Linked DNA regions of Homo sapiens: region 2 is linked to region 1. The links are chromatin loops, found by intact Hi-C in ENCODE. Cell type or tissue: mammary epithelial cell. All regions are shown on one strand. Region 1 has its middle 24 kb from the start of TXNRD3. Region 2 has its middle 64 kb from the start of LINC02034.

Region 1 (5,000 bases):
GAGTTTGCCCAGCAGAGCCTATCCTCAGCTTATTTCCAGGGTCTGCAAGGGTGACTTTCCAGCAGGCTGCCTTCCCAACACCCAGCCCCCAAGGGCAGATGGTGGAGAAATAACCCACAGACATGTAACTACCCAGATGGATGACCTTGATCAGGTCCAGGAACAGAAGAATGAAGGAAGAAGCAGAAGAAAGGAGGTGAGCAGGGGTACCAGTTAGCTGTTGCTGTGTGACAAAACACCCCAAGGCTCAGTAGGTTCAAATAACAACCGTGTAGTACTGCTCATGAGTCTGTGGGCTGGCAGGATGCTTCTGATCATCTGAGCCGGACTCAGCAGGGCTCACTTGGGTATCAGCTACACATCAGCATCTGGGATGGCTCCGCTGCTGCTGAGTGGTATCTTTCTGAGTGGCTAGCAGGCTAGCCCAGAGATCTGAAAGGAAGAGGAAGCATGCAATGGCTGTTACAGCCTAGCCTCAGAACCTGAATCCCCTTACTTCTGCCACATTCTGTGCACCAAAGTGAGTCACAGGCCAGCTCAGATCCAAGGGCTGAGAAATGCACTCTGCATCTTCTCAGGAGTTACTGCACAGTCACCGGGCTGAGGACACATATGCAAGGAGGGCTGCAAAACCATGGCCACTGTTGTAAACAACCTACCATGGGGACGGAAAATAAGGATTTTTTAAAGGTAGCAAAAAGTTACTTCTCTTACCACGTGGGATCTCTTTTCTTTTCTTTCCTTTATTTTTGTTCAAGACAGAGTCTCACTCTGTTGTCCAGCCTGGAGTGCAGTGATGCAATCACAGCTCGTTGGTGCCTCAAACTCCTGGGCTCAAGCAATCTTCCCACCTCAGCCTTCCAAGTAGCTAGAACTACAGGTACATGCTACTGCAACTGTCTGATTCTTTTTTTGTAGAGACAGGGTCTCACTATGTTGCCTAGACTGGTCTAGAACCCCTGGCCTTAAGCCATCCTTCTGTCTCAGCCTCCCAAAGCACTAGGATTATAAGCATGAGCCACTGCACCCAGCCAGATCTTTTTTTCCTCTGTGACCCGGGCAGAAATGGACCATTTTCCAGATGAGAAATCTAGACCTTCTGTGTGGTGCAGACATTGCCGTGTTCATTTCCCTATATTCCACATATAACGAAGTCTCTGGGTGGTCCCAGGCTGGAATCCAGTACATCGCTGGAGCAGAGCATTGGACGGGAAACTCTCCCACTGTGGCACGTGGTGGCAGCCGAGGTCTCCAACTGAGGCTGTCAAGGGAAGGAAGAGCTAGCTCCCCACCCGCGCCCGCTTCTTTGCTGAAGTTGATCTTTCCAGAAACCAAGCATGGAGGTTCTGAGGGTAATGGAAGTGCCTGCTCAGGCGGAAACTTAGAATTATGCCAGCTGCTCCCTTGGCTGCAAATGGAGACCTTAAGTCACCTTGGAACAGACTCGCCTTATTATCTCTGGAATCTCCTTAAATTGTATAAATGCAAGGCAGGCCGTCACTGCTTTTTTTGAGAAAGGGTGCAGATTGACCCTCGCTTTCTCTGACTTGGAAATGTCTGCCCTTCCAAAGAATCCTTAATACACAACGTCAGGGAGAAGGGGGTGGCAAATTCACCCAACGGCCAAGAGCCTGCCAGAAAAAAGGGATTTGGGACTCTGTTCCCTTCTTTTATTGGAGCCAGAGGCTCTCAGAGAGGCCCCCGGCGGGAAGGGTGGCCAGGCCCCAGAGTGTACCTCTCTGCAAGAGAAGGACAGAGTCTGGCTGGGGGTGGCCTGAGCAGCCGTGCAGCCTCGGGTTCTTAAACAGGGTGTGGCAGAGGCTCAGGCCCTGTGAGCAGCCAGGCATTCAAAGAGCTGTCGGCTTAGAGCCTCCCGGAAACACCTGCCTCTGGGGTTCTTGAACAACTTGCGCGGCCGGGAAGCTTGTACGCCCAAGATGCAGGATGCCTGTTAATCGGAGCAAGCGGGAGGACGAAAGGAAACCATGTGGCAGGAGATGGGCCCCTCTGTGTGCGCAGCTGGACTCGGCCCTTTGCTCGGATCCTAGCACTCATGACAGCTGGCCTCACGAAGAGGTCCTCTGGTTGGCCTCTGCCTCTCCGATTCCCGCACCCCTTAGAGCTAAGGCCTCTGGCACTCCTCTCTACGACCCCACGGTCCTTTCTCTGCACCACCCCACGGTCCTTTCTCTGCACCGCCCCCACCCCATCCCTGGGCACAGGGCCTGGCATCAGTAGAGGATTCTTGCGCGAATTCGGTGCACGCCGAAACATTCTACAGAACCCATTTCCACTTTCAGCTGCGTGGGCCCGGCAGGAACGCGCTCTTCCTCGCGGGCCAGGCAGGCAGCCCCTTGGGCTGGACGCAGGTACCTCCCCACAGGGCTTCTCAGAGCGCCAGATCGCAGCATGCACTTCTGAAGGCGGCCGCGAGGTGGCACTGCGGCTTCTTGGGAAACAGACAATGCGAGGTCTCCTTTCAGAGGATCTGGCCTGGGCTGCCCACTGACCCGCGCAGGCGACGGGGACGGGGCACGTGCCTCCCAGGCACTGTCAGTCGGCCACCCACAGGGACCCAGCACCTCCAGGGCCGGCCAGTCCTGCCCAGAGTGGTTCCCAGGGGAGCTGTGTTCCAGCTCGGTGCCTCCACCTCCAGGTCTTGATTTCCTCTTAAAATAAGGAGGATGACACAGATTACAAGGCAATGAATAAGAACACACTCTATGAACTATAAAGCCGGGCAGAAATGCCTGCTGTGGATGCAGGGATGAAGAGGGACAGGAGAACCCAACGCTGCTCTTAAGGAATGTCCTGGGGGCACGACTAAAACTCACCATGGGCCGAAGGCAGGGTGAGGCTTCGGAAGTGTGAGAGGCTCCGAAGGCATCCTCCTAAAAGGGAACCATAGAAACTAACAAAGCTAAGCGCTTTGCAGCTGGAACTCATTGAAGCCTCACATCTGCCTCTGATTCTCTGTAGATTCTCTACCTTAATTATCCCTATTTTACAGAAACTAAGGCCCAGGGAAGCTGTGACCTGGGGGAGCCCTCATGTTAGTGAGTGGGCAGGAGGGATGCAGAACTGGAAGTGGGGAGAGGCACTGGAGGGAGATGGGATGGAGTGAGAGAGGGCAGGAAGGTGAGAAGGATGCCTGCAGGAGGGAAGCAGGGGCAGCATGGGGCCCTCGGCAGCCCACAGCTTCTTTCCTTCTCCTCCCAGGAACTCCATCAAGGTCCCATAAAACTGGGGCCGGCACATTGGCCTCTCAGATTTGGTTACTATTCACTTGCAGAAACCACGTAACCTATAAGAATGCATTTTATTCCTCCACGGCAAAGGTATTGTCTGCTGGTAAAAGCTGCAGAGTAGTAGTTATTGGAGGTGCAACCGGTTTCTGCAAGTTCTGATATCTGGAGACAGATCAGAAACTAGGAGTCACTGGGAGCTGAGTAACTTGATTATTCCACTTCATGTGGTTTCAATTATACATTTATTTATCTCACAGCATTATTTGTGCTTCTCATCCTTCAAACGTGATGTGTGGAGCAGCTGAGAATTTTCCGAGAGGAGATCTGAGTGTGCTTCTTCCTGCCTGTCTTCCTTCCTTTTTAATGAATACAATAATTAGTGGCTAAATAAAATTCGCCCACAGGATAGGTGCATACAACTGCTTCATGAATTGGCAGATGACAGTAACGGGCAGCAAGCCTGGAAAACCTATCACACAGGCTCAGAGCACCTCTTTTGTCAACTTATGACGAAGAACATCTATAGGCTCAGGAAAGAAAATTCAGCAGCCAGGGAGTGTGGATGAATTTCTTAGGTCTGGCAGACAAGATGTTTATGTCACACACAGGACTGAAATTCTAAGCCGCAAAGATATCAAGCCTGGGCTTGGAGGAAGATCTGGAGTTTTCTTCATTTACAAAGTCTGTGAATCCTGGATTATCCCACACTTATCCAAGACACAGGGAAGCAAAAGACACAAGGCTTTTCTTATGAAAAGCAGAACAAGGAAGACTTGGGAGTCCAACAAGTGAGGTTCCAAGACCCAGCCTGCAGGAGTACGGCTAGGGCTGGAAGTTGTTGCCCATCCCACCAAGACTTGTAGGCCAACCCAGTGTATCCACACTCAGTCTCTCAATGGCAACCACTGATCTTTTTTTCTGTCCCCATAGTTTTGCCTTTCCCAGAATGTCATAGAGTTGAAATCATCCAGCCATGCTCTGGGATAATTCTTCTGTTATAATCTTCAGATTGTCAATTTCATTTTCAGCTATATTCAGTCAATTTATCAGCACATCTATTGAGATTGTTTTTCCTAATTTGGCAATCAAGCATTTAATACCTTTTTTTAAAAAACAATAGAGACAGTGGTTCGCTATGTTGCCATCTCTTCTGATACTCTTCCTCAGCCCCCTTGGGCCCCTGGTCCTCCAGGGACCACTTATGCTGCAGCATCTCTGCAGGTCACCCTCTCTCTCAGCAAACGCTGACCTTTCCTTTTGCATTCCAGGCTCTGACATGCATAGCATGTGGATTTTAATTTCAGGAATCCATAGCTAAGTTTTTTTTTGGAGGGGACACTGGCCAGACACAGATGCAAACAGGCACAAAATTGTGCCAGCCCCATGGTGGTTTGTGGGGGATTTGGGGACTTTGGGGGACCCAGTCTTCTAGCTCTATTTGCAATGCAAACACAAGGTTTCTACCTAAAGGGTATTGTTTAGTGGGGCTGACAGAGGTTACAGGAGGGATGGTAAAAGTCCCCCAGCCGCCAAGTGGGGTGGTCCCTGTTCTGATGCAGGATTCTGATAGTGACCTTGAATACAGAGGAGGTGACCCTCTCCTTGCTCCTCACCTTGGTCAGCCACACCAACAACTGCTCAAAGTGCATAGGGTATACAGAGGTCTTTCCTCAACAATCTGCGCCATTTGGCCAAGTAGGCAACTAGAATGACCACTGAAAACTCAGAGGAAGAGTGCCAATTTATAGCTCT
Region 2 (5,000 bases), 790 kb after region 1:
GTGAGCTGCCAGGGAGGTGTGAGGGGGAGGCAGACCAAGAAGGAAAGTGGGGGATAGAGGAAGGTCTGCAGGTGCCCACCATCCCCAGCCTCTCAATGCCTAGTGGGGAGCACTGGGTGACACTGATACTGATTAATGAGAGCCTCCTGGCCACAGGGCTCAGTTCATGGGTGGGCAGGTGACCCTAGCAGGACCAATTAGAGTCAAAGCGCCTCAGGCCCAAGCATTCTACCAGAGTTAATGTCTCCAGACCGGTCCCAGTGTGCGCCTTCCTCTCACCCCCACCATGTGGTTATCACCACATCCCCTCCCCTGTAGGTCCCCTCTCCAGCCCAGCTGGAAGCAGGCCGGTGCTGTTGAACCTCAAGCCTTGCGCCCTTTGGGCCAGACCTTCCTGGCTCGCAAAATCTCCTTGGGAGCAAGGCCAGGTCTCCAGTCATCTCTGATTGCTCTGCCACCTGCCCCTTTCCAGTGGACTCAGCCCATCTGATTCACACTGAACACACATTTGTTTAGCAGAGAGTGTCAGACAGAGGTGGGGACTGGGGGAGGCAGGGAGAGAAAAGGGAAATTCAATGACAGAAACACACAAATGAAAACAAAGTCCAGCTGAAAATGCTGAGTATGTCCTCGAGGCTCTCAGAATTCCCAGCCTTGTGGCTCAAAATTGAGGGAGGGAGGAAAGAGACAGGCAGGGAGGGAAGGAAATGCCAGCTGCCCTTTTCCCAATGACTTTATATGCCCCCAACTTCATGACAGGAACTTGCCACTGCATTATCTCAAATGGCCGCCCAGCAAACCTTCATGGAAGGACAGATGAGGAGACCAAGGCCTGGGCAGTGGCAGAGTGTCCGGCCTTTACATCTAGGTGCTATTTCTACTCACACCGAAGAATGGGGTGTGTGTTTGGGGTGAAGGTATACCAGGAGGGGAGAGCAATAAATCCGTAAGAACAATTAAGTGATTCCCAGAATGAATGTCCAAAAGTATGGATTATCCTAGTTGAAAGGACCCCCAAGCCACAGACTCTGGACCCTGCTTTGCAGATAGGTAACTGAGCTCCCAAGCTATCCCTATGTCCTCAAATAAGTGACAGGACCAGGAATAGGATTGGGGTCTCCCCGTTGGGTCTCCCAATCACCAGCCTGAGGCTCTAGACATGCCTGTGAGCTTCTCCTCATTCCGGAGACCCCAGCGCCCCTCCCCAGGTCAGTGAGGGAAGAGAAGAGTCCACAGAGGGCCCCACTGTCTGAGCGTGGAGCTGCCTTCCCTTTGTTTAAGCCCATTGTCTTTTGTAATTAGAAAATAAATTACTTTTTCTCAAAGAAGCATGCCTGGTTCTAGCTCCATGGATAAGAGGGATAAGAGGCAGGGTGCATCCGTGGCCTGACAGGTGGAGAGCTGGCACCCTATCAGCCCATCCCGGCACTAAGGCCTATGGAAAAGAGGGGGTAGGGGAGGGGGAAGCTGGTGGGAAGGAGGCAGGCAGAGGAGGAGGGGGCCAGGAGTTTGACTAACGCAGACCCTTTGTGTCTGCAGCACCAGTCCAGCAGCCAAGAAAACAGAATCCAAATAGTTTTTGAAAGAGGGTCCCTCGGGTTCTTACTCCAGATGGGGAATGGGTTTTAAGGTGGCCCTACTGCACTGTCCCACCACGTGTGTGCGTTGACAGCATCCAATCCCAGTGTAGTTGTCTGGCTGGAGCCTGCCGGGCCAGGGCCCCCACTGAGGAAGAGCTGGGCTCCAGCTCCTGCCCTGCCCTGCCCTCCTCCTGTGCTCACTCCGTTCCGCCCCTCGGCCTCCATGCTCACCCTCAGCACCCCCACCCTAAGGCCTTCGCCTGCTGCCTAAAGGTGTCCTCAGCCAACCTGGCCGCCCTCCCGAAGGTCTCTGCCCACCCCGTCCTTCCGTGACCTCCCACCCTGCCCTGCATCTCATTACACCTGCCTGCTTTTTTCCTCCAGAGCTCTATCCCCTTCTCTCACTCTATCAAACTTGTTCTTTTCTGTCTCTACCTCCCCATGGATGGGGGTTCACAGTCCTCACAGCAGAACTGGGGCGGCCTCGGTGGGGCAGGTATAGAATGAAGCTGTCCAGGCCTGCAGGCACCCTGTCCACGGAGGCCTCGGCCTTGGAGAGAGGCTTGTCTTCCCAGCCATCCAACTGGGTTTTTTGAGGGTTTATTTCCCTGTGTCATGCCCATCCACTTCACTGTTTGTTCCCAGCACTGCAGTTATGAAGCAGAGTTGAGCAGAGAGCAGGGCCCAGGGCTCCTTTGAGGCTGGCATGACAGAGATGGCTGGCATTGGGGAGAGATCCTTAAGGCCAGGAATCTTGGAGGACAGGGCCCCACCCCATTCCTTCATGGAGATTCTCCACTGCATCAGCTGCAGAGCTGAGTTGTGTCTGGTTTAAGGAAAGCGCCCTTAGGGGCTGGTGCAGGGTCCCCAGTGCTCCCTGGCTTACACCTGTGACCTTATGCCGAGAATTTACCTTGACCAATGAGTGCCACCTGGTGGAGACACCTGGGAGGTTACGCCCACCCTCCCATCCACCCCCGGAGGTGGAGAGCAAAGCTGGCTGTTCTGACTGAGCAGAGCACAGGAGCCCAGGCCCCTGGCCTCAGGGCAGGACAGAGCCAATGAGATTTGTTCTCCAGAACGCTTCCCCGCCCCAATCCCAGCGGGCCCCACTTGAGACCACATTCTTGCTCGGCACATTCACTTCCCTCCACTTACAGGGGTCCCCTGAGAGCTCCCTCAATAAACCAGGCTCAGGCCCTGCCTCTAAGGGGGCAGCCTAAGCTGGTGAGGGTGTGAACACCACCCGGACCCTCTCCCAGGCCCGGGGAATAACAAGCAGGAGTGTGGGAATGTCAGTTGGCAGAGCCTGAGCCAGGGAGGGCCAGGATGAGAAGGCAGGGCTGGAGGTCCCCACACAGGAGGGACCTGAGCCAGGACCAGAAGGTCAACCAGGGGCCCCAGCAATTTCTAGCCCACACAGGGCTGTGTCAGAGTCCAAGGGTCAGATCTGAGGACCTGGGCAGGATTTAGCTTCAGCACTTATTGCTGGTGGAAGCTTTGCCACAAGCTAAGAACTCAAGCCACCAGTGAGATCTTCTGAGAGACAATTACTATTCAGACCCTAAGGCCTTGGCCCTGCTGGGACTCCTGAGTCCCCACTATTAGAAAGGGCCTCAGGTGTCCCCAGCATCTGTTGTTGGAATTGTACGAAACTAAAATTGCTATGCAAAGCTGCCAGGATTGCTGAATAATAAAGTGAGCTTGGAAGTAGTCCAATGACTAATTTCTTTAATATATAAAGAGTTTCTACAAATCACTAAAAAACACAATGGAAACTTTGTTAGAAAAAAATAGGCAAATGTTAGGAGTAGGAAATACAAAGTTTTCAACTATATTAGATGTTTATTATCACTTAAAATAACATATCACAAATGCAACAAGATGCCATTTTCATCTATTAGATTGATGAATATCAGAAGATTGGATAATATACTGTCCAGTGAGGATGCACATGAGCAGACCTTGCACCCTCCAGGTGGGGTGACATTTCTATCCACTTACAAACACACTTGCCCTTGACCCAGCATCACTTCCGAAAGTTCACCACAGGTGTACCAGGACTCGAGGATTGAGGTGTGTGTACAGCGTGGTGGTGCAGCAGGACAGAGGACAGAGAAATGATCTCAGTGTCCTTCAACAGGGACTGGTCACATGGACACAGCACATCCATATGGCGAGGTCCACTGCAGCCACTTTAAAAAGAAGGAAGCAGATCTGTACATGCTGATGTGGATAACCCACATGCAGACCATGAAGATCAAAAGGCAAGCGGCAGAGTGCTCTGTATGACATGCTACTATTCGTGTGTGGGTGTGTGTGTGTGCACGTGTGTAAAATATATCTAGAGTGATGCTCATGAAACTGACAAGAGCCATTGGCTCTGGGAAAGGAAGCTGGGCGTCGGGGTGGGAGAGACACGGAGTTCTCACTGTATTTTGATTCTTGTTTCTAAGATCTTTTCAAGAAACAAAGTTTAAAGCTAAACTTCAAACAGATGTCTATCTGAGACTCAGGGGAGGGGAAGAAAACAGGAGGAGCCGAGCTAGAAGGGCCCTGGGCCTGATTCAGCAGGAGGGACTAGCAGGGAGCCCCCAGGATGTTCCTGGGGAGAGGGTGGGGAAGGAAGGGACTAGGGAAAGGGGCCCTAACCACAGGGGCAGAGTGAGTTGGGGTGCCTGTGGGAGGCATGTTGGGGGGACACAACCACTCACAGGGTCCCTTCTGGATGGAACCAGATGCATTTGCCAGGGGCCAGGTCCACTGGGGTCAGGGTGGGTAGAGGTAGACTGGCCCATCTGCTTATTAGACTTCAAGAGCTGATTCCCTGGCGGGGAGCTGAGGAGCAACTTGGAAGGATCCCCAGAGTGGGGCTGATAGAGAAACCTGGGGTTTTGAACCCACCCCAAGGACCCCCGACACACACACACACACACACACACACACACACGTCCTACTTAAAGCTCCTCAAGGCTTCCCATCACTCACACACACACACACACACAAAAAAAACAAAAACCGTTCCCATAGTCCACAGGAACCCATAAGGCCCAGCCCCATCTGCAGCTGCACCCCACGCCCACCCCATGGGCACACCCGGGAGCCCTAGCCTCTGACCCACCAAGCCCCACCCACCATGGGCTTTGGTAAGAAGGTTGCTCCTAGGATGTTCCTTCTTCCCTCACCCACTCCACCCACCACCTACCTCGTGAACTCCTCTTTGTCCTTGGAGGGAAGCTGGGCTACTGCTTCCTTGGGAAGCCATCTCGCTTTCATCAGGGTCTCGAAGTCAGTGCTTCTGGCAGCTGTCTGTGCAGTTATTTGATTGATACCTGTCTCCTCACATAAGACTACCAGCTCCAAGAGCACAGGAAGCACTTCCTTTTATTTTATTTCACTTTATTTTATATTTCATTTTAT

Evidence for each region. Peaks named below come from ENCODE experiments on the same cell type or tissue, not always from the same donor. Only the 100,000 strongest peaks of a DNase experiment are listed, where the experiment ranks them.
Region 2: it touches region 1 in a loop (6-fold over the local background); 5 of 110 quality-filtered maps call a loop at or near these places.

What each region holds. Positions count from the first base shown.
Region 1 is chr3:126,676,986-126,681,985 of GRCh38, forward strand. No RefSeq gene overlaps it. Among named protein-coding and RNA genes, the nearest start is that of TXNRD3, 24 kb to the left of the region's middle. RefSeq lists enhancers at 1,890-2,496, 2,012-2,111. In mammary epithelial cell, a CTCF peak has its summit at 2,432 (motif pointing right); a DNase peak (open chromatin) is centred at 2,456.
Region 2 is chr3:127,470,882-127,475,881 of GRCh38, forward strand. No RefSeq gene overlaps it. Among named protein-coding and RNA genes, the nearest start is that of LINC02034, 64 kb to the right of the region's middle. RefSeq lists enhancers at 2,227-2,728, 2,729-3,228. In mammary epithelial cell, a CTCF peak has its summit at 2,514 (motif pointing left); no DNase peak of the experiment used is centred here.